Regions from separate parts of the Mus musculus genome. Here region 1 is linked to region 2. The links are chromatin loops, found by intact Hi-C in ENCODE. Cell type or tissue: left cerebral cortex. All regions are shown on one strand.

Region 1 (8,000 bases), 150 kb after region 2:
ATTCTATCTAAAATTGAAAGAATTCTCTCTCTGTGTTAGTAACTTAGTTTCTGTCTGTCTGTCTGTCTGTCTCTCTCCCTCTCTTTCTCTCTCTCTCTCTCCCTCCCCTCTCTCATTCTTCCCATGCATGTAATTGTGTTCCACAGTCTGGAAGTGTAGAATGCTCTACTACACTGAAAATAAGTGGCTTGCTATGCAAAACACAGGCAACGCTTGCAAGCATAACTTGAAGCCAAAAATCCAGACACACACGAGTACTGGACAATCCCATTTATGCCAACTCAAAACCAGATAAACCCAATCTGAGACATTAGAGGTCAGGAGAGAAGCTCCTTTGCTGGCCAGTGCTTGGAAGGGGCTGGCGGGTTCAGAGGGTGCGGTGGATGTCCTCATTCTCTGTCTGGTCACTGCTTACGTTGATATAGGCATTCTGAATATTGATTATCTGGGTCATTCTGCAACTGTTCACATGAAGGAAGGAAGGCAGGAAATAGGGAAGACAGGCAGGCAGGCCGGTGACAACCAGAATAGAGTCTTGTGAAACTGGCTGGCATTTACAGGAAAAGTGAATGCCTGTGTGCCAACCTAGAATGTAGTCTGCAATTGGTGAGGCACAGCGATTACTTGATTCCTAAAGCTCATTGGTCATCCACTCTAGCCTAATTTGTAAGTGACACTGAATTTGAGTGGCCCTGACTCCAATAGTTAGAACAAAATAGTGTACCCTCATGTACATGTGCATATACACACATGAACACGTGCGTACACCACAGTATAACACATATAAGCTAAATGCCTGCTGCCCTAGGCTGCCATGCCCAGTTGGGTGGCTTTAAAGGTGTATGTCACAGGTAGTTGTGGGGACTACTAGTCTAAGGTCAAGATGTGTCTGCAAGACTCTGCTGGCTCGGAGGGGGAGGGGGTGCTGAGAAACATCTTTTCTATGACTGGATCGTAGTTTCTGTAGCTTTAGATGCTTGCTGGCTTTGCACCCTGTACCTCTAGAGCATGGCTCTGCCTGGGTCTCCACAGAAACTTCACTCAGAACATGACTGAATATCCAATTTTTTTTCCTTTTAAGAAGGACACCAATGGTATCTCACTCCAGTGACTCCATTTTTAACTCCATTACATTTGCAAAGGTTCTGTTTCCAAACGAGATCACCCCGAATGGTACCAGGGATTAAAAAATCCATCACACATTTTAGCCACAAAACTCAGAAGTACTAGTGCTGAGACAAATGCCTCCGGGCCGTCTAGAACAGTCCAACTCCACGCCTTGTTTGCTTGAGGATCCCAGCTGAAACCCAAACACTGAGCGGCTGGGTATGAACTCATAATCTGTAGTGTGTACACAGTGATCCCTGCTCCCAGGCACAGTTGGAATTATTGCCTTATGTGAGACTTCATGGTATCAGAAGTAAGAAGGCAGGCTCTGGGCCAGACTGCCCCGTGTGGGCATGAAATGTCACTTCCCTCTGTGACTGGCTGCGTGGCCCTCAACTTGTGTGTCTTAGTTTCCTAATATGTGAAACTAGGATGTAGGGCATAGTCACAATGCACTAGTACCAATGGCGGCCTGCAGCAAGGTTAACGTTTGATAAATACTAGTCACACAGGTACAAAAGGCAGTCAGTGCCGTGGGCATTTTATAGATGGAGAAGTTGAGGTATACACAATGATGTCACATTACATCTACAACTGCAATCCAGACCCTCTGTCTGCGTCGTCTCTCATTGCTTGCTGTCACTGTCATGCATTAATTAAGAAGACTCTACTGCTGCGTGTTGATACCCACAGGAAATAGGGCTGGCCCTATGCTAAGTCCACATACAATATCTCACTCAATCCTCATAATAGTGCATGAAGTAGTTTAAAAAAACCTAATTATCCTCATCATTATTAGGTTTTGTTGCTTGTTTGTTTTTGAAAAAAAAAATCTGGCTAAGTACACACACACACACACACACACACACAATACACATTTTTTTTTCCTTCCCAGAACTGGTGATTAAGTCCGAGGTTTGTATGTTTGTCTATGTGTATGTATACGCATATAGTTGTCAGGGTGTTAGATCCTGAGCTGGAGTTACAGATCACTGTGCGTCCCTCAACATACTTTGGTATCCTGGAAGAACAGTGAACACTCTTAACTGCTGAGCTATCTCTACACACTCTGTTATGCCCATTTTAGGGAGGTGAATACCAAGACCTAATCAGAAGGCAGGGCCAGCAATATCTATTCAATCCCTGGAGCCCAAGTAAAGGTGAAAGGAGGAAATCTATTCCGTAAAGTTGTCTTCTGATCTCCACACACATGCTGTGGTATGGGTGTCCACATATGCACATCCTGAAAACACACACACATGCACACACTTGCATACCCATATGCACACTTACCCACAAATACATACACACACATACACACATATACATGTATGAACACACACATGCACACACACATAGACACATACATACATATATACACATATGCATACACACATACACACCTTAAAACAATATAGAAGGCAAAGTGGGCCGTTCTGCTAGTAAGAGGCAGCCAGAACCTGAGTGAAATCTTTACAGCCTCAGAGCCCAAGGTTTCAACCATTTATTTTCAGTGGCCTCTAAAATTAAAAAAAAAAAAAAAAAAAAAAAAAAAAAGGCTATCAAGATAGTGGCTACTTTATAAACAGTGTCGAGCTGAGCTGCCAGGACAAACTGGGTGACATTTGTGAGCTCCTCAGGGTCAAAAAGTAGTCCTCGTTATCCCTCATCTCTCCTTCTGCATCAGGCACTAGACCCCCACAGGTGACCATATGCTCCCATGGAAGGACCTTAAGAAGCCAGGCCCAGGAGAGGTAGATGCCAGGGGAATACTTGGTAGCCAAAGCCAAGGCTAGGGCTGGGGCCAGCGAGATTGTGATGGAGCTGAAGAAACAGAAGTAGTAGATGCCAAAACTCAGAGGGACGGAGTGTCTGATCACACAGGTTTGTGATGACTGGTGATTTTTCAGGAGGAAAAACTCAAGGTGAGAAGGTTGGCACTTCCCAAATGAGCCTCAAGTGCTGCTCCTGTTAGGGCCTTGGGTGGCTGCCTGCTTTAAGATCACAGCATAGGTCTGAGGGACACAGCCCTTTAGCAGGCATTGATTGCCTGGGCCATTCTGACTCTGACAAGCTCCCATGATCACACATGGTTGTGGCTGGCAGCTCAGACAGACACGACTGTTTTGGCTTCTGTCGTTTCTATTTTTCCTCTATCATCAGGCATAGACTCAAGGTCCTGAGCCTAATTGGAATTGGTGGCCAACCCAAGTGCCTGCTGGCGCCCTCTGGTGGAAGAGCAAAGGCTAAAAACACCATCTGGCCCAGAAGGAAAAGATAAGGTAGGGCCTGGGATAGAGGGAGCTAAGTGGATCTTCCCAGCTGACTTTAAAGAGCTATGGTTGCGAGTCTTCCTGCTGTCCTCCATAGGTAAATGATTTACTGTGACTTAAAGGTCAGCAAACACAACAGCTCTGACTCTCAAACGGACTTTGATGATGGATGCAGAAAGGTTTTTCTGTTTTGTTTTGTTTTTTTAACCTTGGCTCCCTTTGGAGGCCCCTCGGCCCTCAGGAGACTTAGAAGGTCATTCGTTCAGAGCTTTCCCAGACAGAACTCAGGGCTGTGACTTGAGCAGGAGGTGTTTACTCCCACACACTTGGGATTTGTATTGCTAGGAGGTGTGAAAGCTGTGTACAAATCTTGCATAGCAGTGCTGCCTTGGGGCGGGCAGCGGCACAGGAAGGGGCTCCAAGCGCCTGGCTTCTTTCACGCTTAGCTGCACAGGAAGCCTCTGGGACCTTGTGATGAGAGGGTCTGGGTAGGACCTGGGGTCGTTCCAACTCTCACGAGGACTGCGCTGGAACGTAAACCTCTTCTCTTCCTATAAACCACACACCTTCCTTATAGCTTTCTGACCTACGAGTCAGGAAAAACCCCAAAAGCTGGAACCTGCATTTCCTGGAAATGGCTTACATGATCTCAAGCAACAAGGAAGGGATGTCCCACAAAGAACTTTCTCATTGAGGGCTGGTAAGATAACTGCACGGGGGAAAGGAATTTTTGTGAGCCAAGTCTGACCACCTAAATTTTATTCCTCTAACCCACATGGTGGAAGGAGATAACTGGCTCCTGAAAGTTGTTCTCTGATTTCTCTGTGGGAACCCTGGCGACACACACACACAGTCACACCCCAAATAAATAAATAAGTGTAAAACAACAAAACCAAAGAACTCTCACTGATATTGCCTCCACGTCCCCCTCCCAAGGCAATTTTATCAAATAAGCACTACTCTTTTTTTCCTTCAAAATACAGTCTTAAAAATAGTTTTGATAGACAGGCGTGCTTGAGAATAGTTTAAAGCAGGGCTAAAAAAGCAATTGTACTATCCCTTTGTGTTATTTCATATTTTTAAATTTTTATGCAGATTAACCTATACTGTTTCTTATTTCTCTTAAAGTGTACACTTGAAACATCCTGTGCTGTTGATGTTCACCCTTTCTTTTCCCTGGGGCTAGCTGACCCAGATGGAGTTTATAAAACCTAAGGGTTAGGACTGTAGACATAGGCACCTGGTGCTAAGAGGATGCTGGCAAAGGGTACTAAGTCTGTTTGGCACTAAAGGGCGGTAGAGAAGGCCAGTGAGGGGCACGCAGTCTCTGCCTTTGGGTCACGCTGACTGCTTGCTGGCCAGAGGCCTGATTTATTTTGGTTTCTTTGTCTGGGAGCATAACCAATTTGCACAAGTAGTTATCTGACATCTTGATGCACGTTTACAGATCGATGAGTAGATGACCCAAGTCAATGCTCCACGGTTTTGTGCGTTTTATAGATGGGAGAGGAAGCCTGGACAAGGTAATGACAGTCATGGAAATGAGAAGTTCATGACTCAGTTTCCCACTGCGTGGGACTTCCTAGAAATAAGACATCATCAATCTTTGGAAGTGCCTGGGCACCGTGCCTTTGGGTAAACAAACTCCTCTTTTATCAGATTTTATGATTTTGTATACAGTAAGTACTTGATAACTTTTTTTTCTAGGAGAGCTTACAGATGACGCTGCTCAGCTGGCTGTGGAGGGGGTGTTGCTTCTTGGCTGGTGTGTGTGTGTGTGTGTGTGTGTGTGTGTGTGTGTGTGTGTGTGTGTGTGTAACTTTGTGCATGTGCATGTGGCACTCTCTGCCCATGGTCTAGGGACTTTTCCCCTAGGCAGAAGGATAAAGAATACATCCCTCGTAGCCTAGGAAACAGGCTTTGAGAGTGAGTTACCTGGGTTTCAAGGCGTGGCTATAATTTTTTTTCTAAAACAGCATCTCATTATTTAGCCCAGGCTGGCCCCAGACTTGCAATCCTCCTGCTTCAGCCTTCTGACTGCTGAGATTACAGGCATATGTGACCATGCCTAGCTTCAATTTTTAGATGAGTTTTGTGATATTCTTTTTTAATTTTTTCCTCCCACAATAGTCTAAGCATACAGCACAGAGCCGTGTTGGGACATCACCATTTCTACAGGAAGCAGTAAGATTTTTCAGGAGGTTTGGCAAAATAGAAACTCACACTTCCTTGTTAGGCATACTAAAAGAAAACCGAAGAGATATGGTTTGAGGTGATTAAAACAGCAAAAGAGAAGGAGGGTTGGGAAATGGGCAACTCTGAAAGTGGCAAAATTCTGTTTAATTGAAGCATCTACGAATAGATTCAAGCACTTGATATCCAATATTTGAGGCACCAGGACTCAAGGAGAGTGCCTTCCATGGTTCCCTTCACCCACTGTGGGGGAATGAAACACACACCCCTTGTGTCTCAACCTTGGCCAGGCTGTCTGCTGAGTTCTTTCAGTTCCTGTCAACCCCTACCCTTCCACACTCTGGCCCACCAAGGTAAATACCAGCAGCATTTGTTCCTCGTGTTCCCTACCTGCATCCTGCTGGACTCTTATTCCCTCTAGCGCTTTGCTCCAGGGGTCCAGGATTCTCACGGCTTCCTTTTATGAACAAAAGAGGACTAAATAACTGATGATGACCTAGAGTGTTAGTCTGGCTCTGCTCCAGGCCAAAGCACGACAGACGTGTGTCTCCAAAGGCTAGATCCACTTCAGGGCTAAGGTGCCTGTGACGCTGAGGACGTCACAGGTGTTCCCTTAGCTCCAACAGGCCCCCTTCTTGGCTACTGTACCCTGGCATCTTCTCTCACCATCTCACCCAGAGTTACCAACTTTTGTCTTTAATTTTAAAAAATGTATGAAGCAAAGTTGAAGTTTGTTGAGAATAGGGTTGATGCCTATCTGTTTGTTTGTTTGTTTGATTGATTGATTGACTGATTGATTTGATTTGATTGATTGAGAGACCAAACTGGCCTTAGACTTGCTACATAGCCCATGATGGTCTTACAGTCAGCAATACTCAGTCTTTGCCTTTGTGAATAGTGGGCATGATGGTTTGTATATGCTGGGTCCATGGAGTGGCACTATTAGAAGGTGTGGCCTTGCTGGAGTGGGTGTGGCCTTGTTGGAGTAGGTGTGCCACTGTGGGTGTGGGCTTAAGACCCTCATCTTAGCTGCCTAGAAGTCACTCTTCCACTAGCAGCCTTCAGATGAAGATGTAGAAGTCTCAGTTCTGCCTGCACCATGCCTGCTTGTATGCTGCTAATGCCGCCACCTTGATGATAATGGACTGAACCTCTGAGCCTGTAAGCCAGCCCCAATTAAATGTTTTACTTTATAAGAGTTGTCATGGTCATAGTTTCTGTTCACATCAGTAAAACCCTAGCTAAGACAGTGGGATTATAGATAGGTGCTCCCATACCTGTCTAAGAATAGCTTTTGAGGTTCTTTGAGAAAAGACCTCATGTAGCCCAGGGTAGCCTAGCATGTAGTTGTGGGTGACATTTTGTTCTCTTACCTCCGTTTCCCAAGTGCTGGGATCATATTCATATGCCATTATACCCAACAAATGTTTTTAATATAAACATTTTTTATTCATGTGTGTGTGTGTGTGTGTGTGTGTGTGTGTGTGTGTGTGTGCATGTACAGCTAAGTGTCCAGGCTAGCCAGAGGACAGCTTTGAAACTCTGGCATTGCAGTTATGTGTGGTTGTGAGTCACTAATCTGGATGCTGGGAACTGAACTCCAGTCCTCCTCTTGCAGTTAAATGCTCTTACCTGCTGAGCAATATCTCTAGCCCCAGGTTTTACATTCTTTTTGTCAGTATATCTTCATTGTACATAAAAATAATTTCCATAAAGACATTTTCATATCATACAAGTATAGCAGTTACCTTGACTACATGTGTATAAACAATTTTAAGTATTTATAGACATGAGAGACATGTCATCTTTCCTTCCTTCCTTCTTTCCTTCCTTCCTTCCTTCCTTCCTTCCTTCCTTCCTTCCCTTTTTTCCCTGAGACAAGGTTTCCTCATATAACTTAGGCTAGCCTCAGACTTGCTTTGTAGCCCAGACTAGTCCTATCTCAGCGTCCAGAATGCCGGGATTAAAGGCAAGCACTGCCATACCTAGCTAACATTTGTCTTTGTGAATCTGACTTATTTAGCTTTATGTGATAATCTCACGTTGTACCTATTTTCCTGCAAACAGCATAATTTTGTTCTTCTTCATGGCCAGTTGATACGCCACTATGAATATACACCATTTCTTCCTCTATTCATCTGTTAACAGACATCTAGGTTGATTCCACGAATATTCCATTATTGTGTATAATGCCACAATAAATGTGGATGTGCAAGTCTCTCTGGTGTGTTGACTCAGACACTTCAAGAATATGTATATATTCTAGAGTGGTATAGCTGGGTTATGTGCTGATTCTATGTTTATTTCTTTGAGGAGCTTTCCTACTGCTTTCCATAGTGGCTGGATCAGAAGCATATAGATTTTTTCGGATTTATTTGTATATTTACATGTATGAGTGTTTCCTGGCATGTAAATATGTACACAGGT
Region 2 (8,000 bases):
AACGCAAGGCCATGTCATGCTCCCAAAACAGCATTCCATAGCTCCCAAACCCTTCCTCCAGTTTTTACCATTTTTTTCCCATCTTATTTGCTGTTGTTTGGTTTTGGTTTGGTTTGGTTTTTTGAGACAGACTCTCACTGTTTAGCTCAGTTCAGCCTTAAAGTTGCTGCACTCTCCAAAGTACTGGATCCTAGCACTATGATCCTAATGTTCGAGCACACACCAGAGAGAACAGAGAATTCTGTTGTGACTCCAGTTTCTGAAGGCTGGGATAATCTAAGAATGTGGTGTCTGCATCTACTATGTATTAATGTGCTACATACTACTAGTCCTTAAAAGTTGAAGAAGCAAGCAAAAGATACCTTGCTTCATAACAGCCCTTTCTTATAATAACTACTCACAACTCGCTCACCAGACAAAGGCAGCTGCCCCATGACCTAGTCACCTCAAAGACAAAACCTTCTCTCCGCGCCATGATCACTATCACCATAGCAATTACATCTCAACATAAGCACCACAGTGGACAGACCACATTCAAATCACGGCAGAGACTCGACCTGGCATGTCCTCTTTCCAAATGGATAGCAATTTTTAAAGGCCACAGACCAAGGAAGTTGTCTCTACCTATGCCCTTCTGTGGTACAAAAGTAAACTAAAAGACACTCCGCTGACCATTTGACTAGTAGGGTTTACTCTAAAAGTACACGAACAGAAGCCACTCCTCAAACACAAACTGATTCCTCCAGAGCAGTGGGCTCAGGTGTGACTGACCCTTCCAGTCCCACAAGCTCCCTCCTTTGCACCAGGGAAGGTGGACCCAGAGCAGCCAGACTGTTCAGCCATAGTCTCCCAAGCCTGTTTATGTGCCCTGGGGTTTAGGAGAACTGATATGAATGGAGAGATCGTGGGCCTGCAAGAGTACAAGCCTATCATGGTGAGTCACTCATCACTGATGCTGGATACCCAGCAGCTTTGAGGTACTGAGGAGCGGGGAGCTGATGGGCTGAGATGTTCATCATGACTACTCCCAGTCGCCATCCTCGTCACTGGCTTGGGGACGGTGCAATGGTGGGAACTTTTTAAAATTTTCAGCAACTGCTGTGATGCTAGTCAATTCATTGAAAGTTTTAATTAAATAGACAAATCTCTGTAAGTCTGGGCTTCGTGGAGAATTTCAGGAGGTCAGCAAGAAATACATAATGAAATGCTGTCTTAAAAGAAGAAAAGAAGGTAAAGGAGAAGGAGGAGGAGGAGGAAGACATGAATGAACAATAGTAGAGAGAAAGGAAGAAGTACAGGAAAAGAATTTTGTGAGTTAAGCATAGCCTTCTCCAGTAACATCTTTAGCTGTTACTTACTGCATTCTCACCCTGGCCCCTGAAGCTTCATGCCAGTTAGTGAAACCCACAGGATGATTTGCTGTGATAAGCAGCCATAAAGGCAAAGCAGATATGGTATCTATTCTTGCTTGTCAACCTGACACTATCTGGGATTCGCTAAACCCCAAGTGGCTGGATATACTTGTAAGAGATTTTTCTTAATGAAATAATTTGGAGTCAGAAGACGCACCCTTAAGATCTCGTGAGGTGGGAAGATCCACCTTTAATCTGGGCCACACCTTCTGCTTGCAGCCTATATAAAGGATGTGGAAGGAGGAGGCTGGCTCTCTCTTTGCCTGCTTGCTCTGACTAGCAAGTCCCTTCCTTCACTGACATTAGAGTCTACTTCTTTGGGACTCTGGCATATACTGAAGACATCCAGCTGAGACATCCAGCCTTGTGTACTGAACAACTACTGAATTCTTGGACCCTTGGTTGATAGACAGCTGTTGGACTAGCTGGATGACAGCCTGTAAGGCACTCTAATAAACCAAAATCCAGTGTGTTCATGTGTGTATGGTGTGTCCATGTGTGGTGTGTTTGTGTGTGTGTGTGTGTGTGTGTGTGTGTGTGTGTGTTTGTAGTGATAGGTACAGTAAAGCATTTATGTCTGGCTTTAAATGAAAGGTATGGTAAAACCTTTATGTCTGGATTTAATTGAAATGTTTCAGCAAAGTCTTCGCTATGTTTGGGTCAATTAGTAGAAGCTAAAAATTATTTTGAGACTGTTTGAAACCTGAGGAAATGTCGTCTCTCTCTAGAGAATCTGCACTTGGTCCTATGTGAGAGCTTGCAGCTGTACCAACCTTGGTTTTAAGGTGCTCCTAGCAAACCTGGAGTTCTTACTTTTGATTATAGCTAGCAGTGATCAAAAGGCTCGTCTGCTCTCATGGGCAGCAAAGGCAAGATAACTTTGGTAGCTAGAACCTTCCCAGCCCCAATTAAGCTTGTATAATATTTGAACAAAGTCACTGGAGTGAGCTAGCGGGATGCCAGCCTTTTCCAAGAAGGATGAACCCTCTTGCCCCTTCAGAAAATGAAGGCTTAGCATCTTGGTAAGCTTCTCTATTTACTTCGGCACCTACAGCCAACATCAATCAATGTGTTTATTCATTCCATCAGTTCTGCTCCTCTAGGGAACCCTGACTAATGCAGCTGCCATCTTAACTGGTGGCAGCAAATGACCCATGATACTCTCCCTCAGGCTTACTACTCTACCGTTTCTCTAAATTCCTAGGTCAGAAAACATGTTATAAAGACCAAACTCCTAGGAAATTTGAGACATAATGGAAAAAAATCTCTGGGCATCTTAGCTTCCCTTTTATTTCCCCATGCTGACAGACTCTTGGTTTCTTTCTTTTCCTGATGATCTTTCAGGAATGGGGTCACTTTTTTTTTAAAGGAAAAAAAAAAAGTTGTCCAGAAAATGCTATACTCTGCAGTACACATGACCCTGACAATATTTCACTCCCCTGAATTACTTCTTTCTCATGACTCGGTCTCTCTTTGAAGGTTCTCTCTTCCTCTGTGGTTCTTATGTATCACTGATGCTATAGCTATAAAGCAAGGACTAAGGTAGGCGTAGGCACTCTCCAGCTTTTCAGTCAACAGATACCCAGTAAAGTTCTGAGACCTCAGCACACAATCTATAGGAATCTACGGTGGAACAGATAGCTAAGAGGGGACCAGGAAGCCGTGGAAAGACTGGGGCTTCAAATCGGATCAAGTCTGAGCAACGAAAATGCAGTCGATTATAATCTAATCCACAGCCCTTGCCTCATAATTTGATGAGTCTGAAGTATTTAGCGCTTTCACTGGGGAGCAACCACTGTACATTGTGTCTGGACTAGGACAGCAGCTCTTTCCCCAGAGAAAGGGTGCCTGAGCTCTTGGGAGGACTAACGTGGAGCAAGGAACTTCTTTGTAACAACTGATCTAAAGGGACGTGGTCCAATCCCAGACCTCACTGCGCGAGCCAAGGCCTAAGAACATCCGCTTTCTTCAGCCCACCCCTAGGTTGCATCCTCTGGGAGCCAGGAAGTGGGGGCTGAGGAGAAAGGGAAAAGTATGGGAAAGAAAGGGGGCGGAGCCGCCTCTGCCACACCCATTAGCCACGTCCTGTGGCCACTAGAGTCAGTAGTGCTGTGCGCAGGCGCAGACCTGGCCTCCGCCTCCCTTTCCCCGCCCCCTAACATCCTCCCCTCCTCCCCGCCGCTCCTCCCCTCTCTCGACTAGTGTGTTTGGCGTTACCAGGGAGTCTGGAGAGGCCCGCGAGTGCAGTTTGTTGCCAGGGTAACCCGAGCGGCAAAAGGCAACCGAGGTGGCAGCTGCAGGGCAGCGATGGGGACCAACCCGGTGCACGGCCTGCCCTTTCTCCCGGGCTCGTCCTTTACAGACTCCACGGTGAGGGCCAGCCCGAAGGGTTCTCCACTTGGCTCGCCTCTGCGCTCCTTCATTCCGCAGGCTCCGTCGTCCTCGCGCATCCCAGCCTCTGCCGATTTTGCTTGGCCTCTTGGTAGTCCACTCACCCTCCTGGGTCCTCACCGTGGCCCTGTTCTTTCTTTACTGCCCCATCTACCTGCCTTCTGGCCCGATTACCCCAGGCTGTCTCCAGGCCTCTCCCCAGCTGCACTGTAACCCTACTCAGCGCCTTCATCCTCTCCTACCGTCTCTCCACAGCAGCCTCATTCTGGATTTGTCTCACCGCTTCTGAATCCTCAGGGTCACTGCCCTTCAACCCCTTTCCTCTATGTGTATGCATCTTTTCCACGTACTCCTTTCCTGACGGGTCCCCACCCCAGTCTCTGGCCTTTTGAGTTAAGGGTCACTTTTCTCTCCAGCTACAGCCTTCCCTAGAATTGAATCCCCCACCTCCCGCCGCCCCCACATGCTGGTTTTCTTGTAGTTTTTCTCTGTAAAGCATTCTTCCTCCTCTCCTTGTATTTCTTCCGTCTCAACCATAGGAATGAACCACTTAATGTTTCTCTTTCTGTAGCCCGTGTGTGTGTACTTACACACATGATTCATTTTCAGACTGTGTGTGTGTGTGGGGGGGGAGGTTGTTGTTTTATCTTGTCTGCAGCCTAGGCTGGCCTTGAACCTGAGAACCACCTGCCTCGGCCTGCAGACTGCTTGGATTAAAGACATGCCAACACACAGGGCTCCCGTTCAGATTGCATTTTACTCCTTTGCCCCAACTGTTTATAGTCATCATCTAGATGAAATTAAATATTAAATTAAATAAAGTCCAGGGTGGCGATGCACATTCGTAATCTCAGCTTTCAGGAAGCTGAGGCATACGGGTGGCCAATTTGAGTCTAGCCTGGGCTACATAGCTAGTCACTGTCTCCAAACGACAGCAGATCCAAACCAGACAGAACAGGAGCTTCGTGAAAAGGAAGTGGCTCAGAGGATAAAGCACTTGCTGCTCTCATAAGAGGAGTGGAGTTCAGATCCTTAATACCCAAGCAAGACGCTTAGCTAGACTGACCCTTACCTGATGCAGCCTACCCATGCCAACTTTGGTCTTTCATATGTATTTCCACATACATGCAAACAGGCATGTGCATATACACTCATATCCCCCCACACACACATGCTCAGAACAAACCACCCCAACAACAACAAACACGTCCTATCATATCAAAGCCAAGTGATAACAGTAATTTGGGTTCTTAGTTTCCTCCTAACATAGGTTAACTGTTTGTTCATTTCTTTCGACACCAGGTCTCAAGCAGTCCCAGTTGACTTCACACACTATATAGTCTGGGCTGATCTGGAACTGATCCTCTGGGCTCCTAAGTGTGGGGTTACAGGCAGGTCACCAAAGACAGATCTTTGTGTCAGACAAACACTCTAACAACAGAGCTACACTCCCAACCCTAACTCTCAAAAGCATTCGGCATTTAAAAAAATTATCAGAGTTACAGAAGTAATTCTGAAGAGTCAACATTAAGATTGGGTGACGATGACCATAGGTAAGCCAGTGGTCATTTGTATTTATACGGTTTAATGATTCAGACTCTTACATTTCTCTTTCCATTTCTTAAGGCAAATTATTTCATCTACTTGTTTTCTAGGGGACACAGATTTCAATTTTAGTTGAAAATGTGGTGAGACTCTCAGACTCTCTTCTAGTCTTGTATTAAGATGGTCATCTTTTAAAGCTACAAGCTCATTCAATGTGATTCCTGTTTGTTTGTTTGTTTGTTTGTTTGAGACAGGGTTTCTCTCTCTTTTCACCCGACTAGCCTGAAATTTGCTGTGTAACTTAGCCTATCCCCAGACTCACTATGATCTCTAGCCACCATTTCTCAAGGACTGGATTAAAAGAAGTCTGGCATATGGTGCCTGGCCAGCATCATAGATTTTCTGTTTTAATGAACTTTTAAATTTTTATATGATCTAAAACTTGTAGACATTGTCATATGCTGTGTAGCGTCAGCTAACACATTTGGTATCTGCAAGTGTGGATTATATGTGCATGTGTGTACAGGAATGCGCAGCTCGCATCAAAGCCCAGCAACAACAGAAGTTCAGGTGCTTGGTCGATACCCTCGAGGAAAGGCTCAATTGATTTGTGAGATTCTACAAGTGTGGGTAGGAGTGCCAGACTTTAAATATTTATATGGAAAGATGAAGTGTCTTGGACATACTTCAGTCCAGACCACTAGACCTTTTATGGTAGTAGAGACCATAAGAGAGGAGGGAAGGATAGGCTAGACTCCAAGGAAACTGAGAGATAGTCAAGTTATTCTCTCTATTCTTAATAAAAATAAAGTTTATGATTATTTGTAAATCATGTATGCATAACATGTTAACCATATTGCATGTGGACAATTTGAGAGTGACCCCACAAAGAACATAACCCCCCACTGAATTGCTATAACCTTAATTTTGCTTTCCTCCTTTATCTATTTTTTTCTATTTCTGATAACAAACAAATGCGTATTCATGCAGAAAAGGAACATAATCTAGAAACACTTAGTTCAGATGTTTACCAACTCCAGTTTGTATGCTTATAATTATAGTGTATTGATATAATTTTATACGATGCTTTTTTTTTCTTAATAAATGTAGATACTTTACCAGGCTGCTGCATGGTATTTAGAAGCATTTCAATTCTGGCATAACAATCCACTACGTGAAATTTCCATTGTTTCCTTTCTTCCTCATGTGTGCTGTTTAGATTGTTTTCAACATTTAAGAATCATAGGCACACACATATCTTTGTCACTATTATGGCACATATCTTTGTCAGCTTCAAGCATATTATTATTTCCCATAATTTGGGAATGTATTTTAAAAATCAATGTGTAAGGACAGGGTTGCTGGGAGTTCACATATATGCCGGCAAGCTGCTTTTCAAAGGCTTATATGAATGTATCAGTGTCAATATAATAAGAAGAGTTGTTGCTTCAGGTGAACTTCAGAAAAGGTCATGACTCATGATCTCCGGAGAAGAAAAACAAAATTAGCAAAAATAAAAATAGAATACAGATGAAGTGGTATGGTAGAGGCGAATCGGACATCACAGAGCAGGGCTGTTCTATTTTAACCTTAGATGGTTTCTACTTCCCTCCTTGCTCCTGACCCAAGTGCTTCAGTTTAAAAAACAAAGCTTTTTCATGCAGCAAAACATGTTGATGTACGTTTTGTGATGCTAAGAAGCCAACATTTGGAGCTGCAGAGGTGGCTCAGCATTTAAAAGCAAGATCTGCTCTTGCAGAGAACTCAAGTTCAATTCCCAGCACCCATAATGGGTGGCTCATGGCCACCTGACCATCCAGGAGATCTGAGGGCATCTGCACTCACACACACATCCACATAATTTTTTAAATGTACTCTTAAAGCAGAAGTTTAAGGTATGGTAGTTTAGGAAGTTAGTTGTTTTCCTTAAAGACTTATCTGAGGTCATTAACGGTATACACCTTTTCTTCAGAAAACAGCATTCCACCGAAGCCAGACACTCAACTACAGGAACGGCTATGCAGTTGTCCGACGTCCCACCATGGGGATAGGTGGAGACCGGCTCCACTACAACCAGCTGTCTCAGGCCGAGCTGGATGAACTGGCCAATAAGGCACCCATCTTAACTTACGGGCCACTCAAGCAAGCCCCACTTGCAGAGTTTGTTCCTGCGCATGTGGCTTTTGACAAAAAGGTATCATCTGGGATTTTAAGGGCACCCCTTGACTTCAGATCTGAGACTTGCCCCGTGTTACCAGGAGACCACCGGATTCCTCTCCGAGAAAATTGTTCAGATGCCTCAGCGTTTAGTCACAGACACCTAAACTGAGTCTTGCAGCAGGCTTTTCCTGGAATAGTTTCCAAACACAGTTCAAAGTTGCCTGAATTCTAAATCTCACATTTGGGATGTCTCAAGTTCTTCGCTCTGTTTCCCACCTACTCTACAACAGCGAGCCCTTAATCTCTATGGACTGAAAACATCTCCATCTGTTAGGGTTTTTTTTTTTTTAAGTTTTCATTCACTCACTCACTCACTCACTCACTCACTCACTCACTCACTCACTCATTCGCCCACCCTTTCCTTATTGGTCCTATTTAAATTTTAAACACTCTAGTGACTATTTTTCTCCAGTAAAGTTCACATGTCACAAA

Evidence for each region. Hi-C counts contacts between places; a loop is a spot of excess contacts. Peaks named below come from ENCODE experiments on the same cell type or tissue, not always from the same donor. Only the 100,000 strongest peaks of a DNase experiment are listed, where the experiment ranks them.
Region 1: a loop joins it to region 2, with 2.6 times the contacts of the local background. A loop is called at or near these places in 5 of 42 quality-filtered maps.

What each region holds. Positions count from the first base shown.
Region 1 is chr1:21,098,084-21,106,083 of GRCm38, forward strand. No RefSeq gene overlaps it. Among named protein-coding and RNA genes, the nearest start is that of Tram2, 23 kb to the left of the region's middle. In left cerebral cortex, a CTCF peak has its summit at 3,348 (motif pointing left); DNase peaks (open chromatin) are centred at 3,324 and 3,765.
Region 2 is chr1:20,948,015-20,956,014 of GRCm38, forward strand. It overlaps Efhc1 (EF-hand domain (C-terminal) containing 1), which reads left to right and starts at 3,612. Exons shown (of 11, transcript NM_027974.1): 1 at 3,612-3,782; 2 at 7,321-7,542. The coding sequence starts at 3,720. The region is part of intron 1 of Gm51618 (a long non-coding RNA gene); the gene reads right to left. In left cerebral cortex, a CTCF peak has its summit at 3,487; a DNase peak (open chromatin) is centred at 3,541; H3K4me3 peaks cover 1,176 bases; H3K27ac peaks cover 1,021 bases.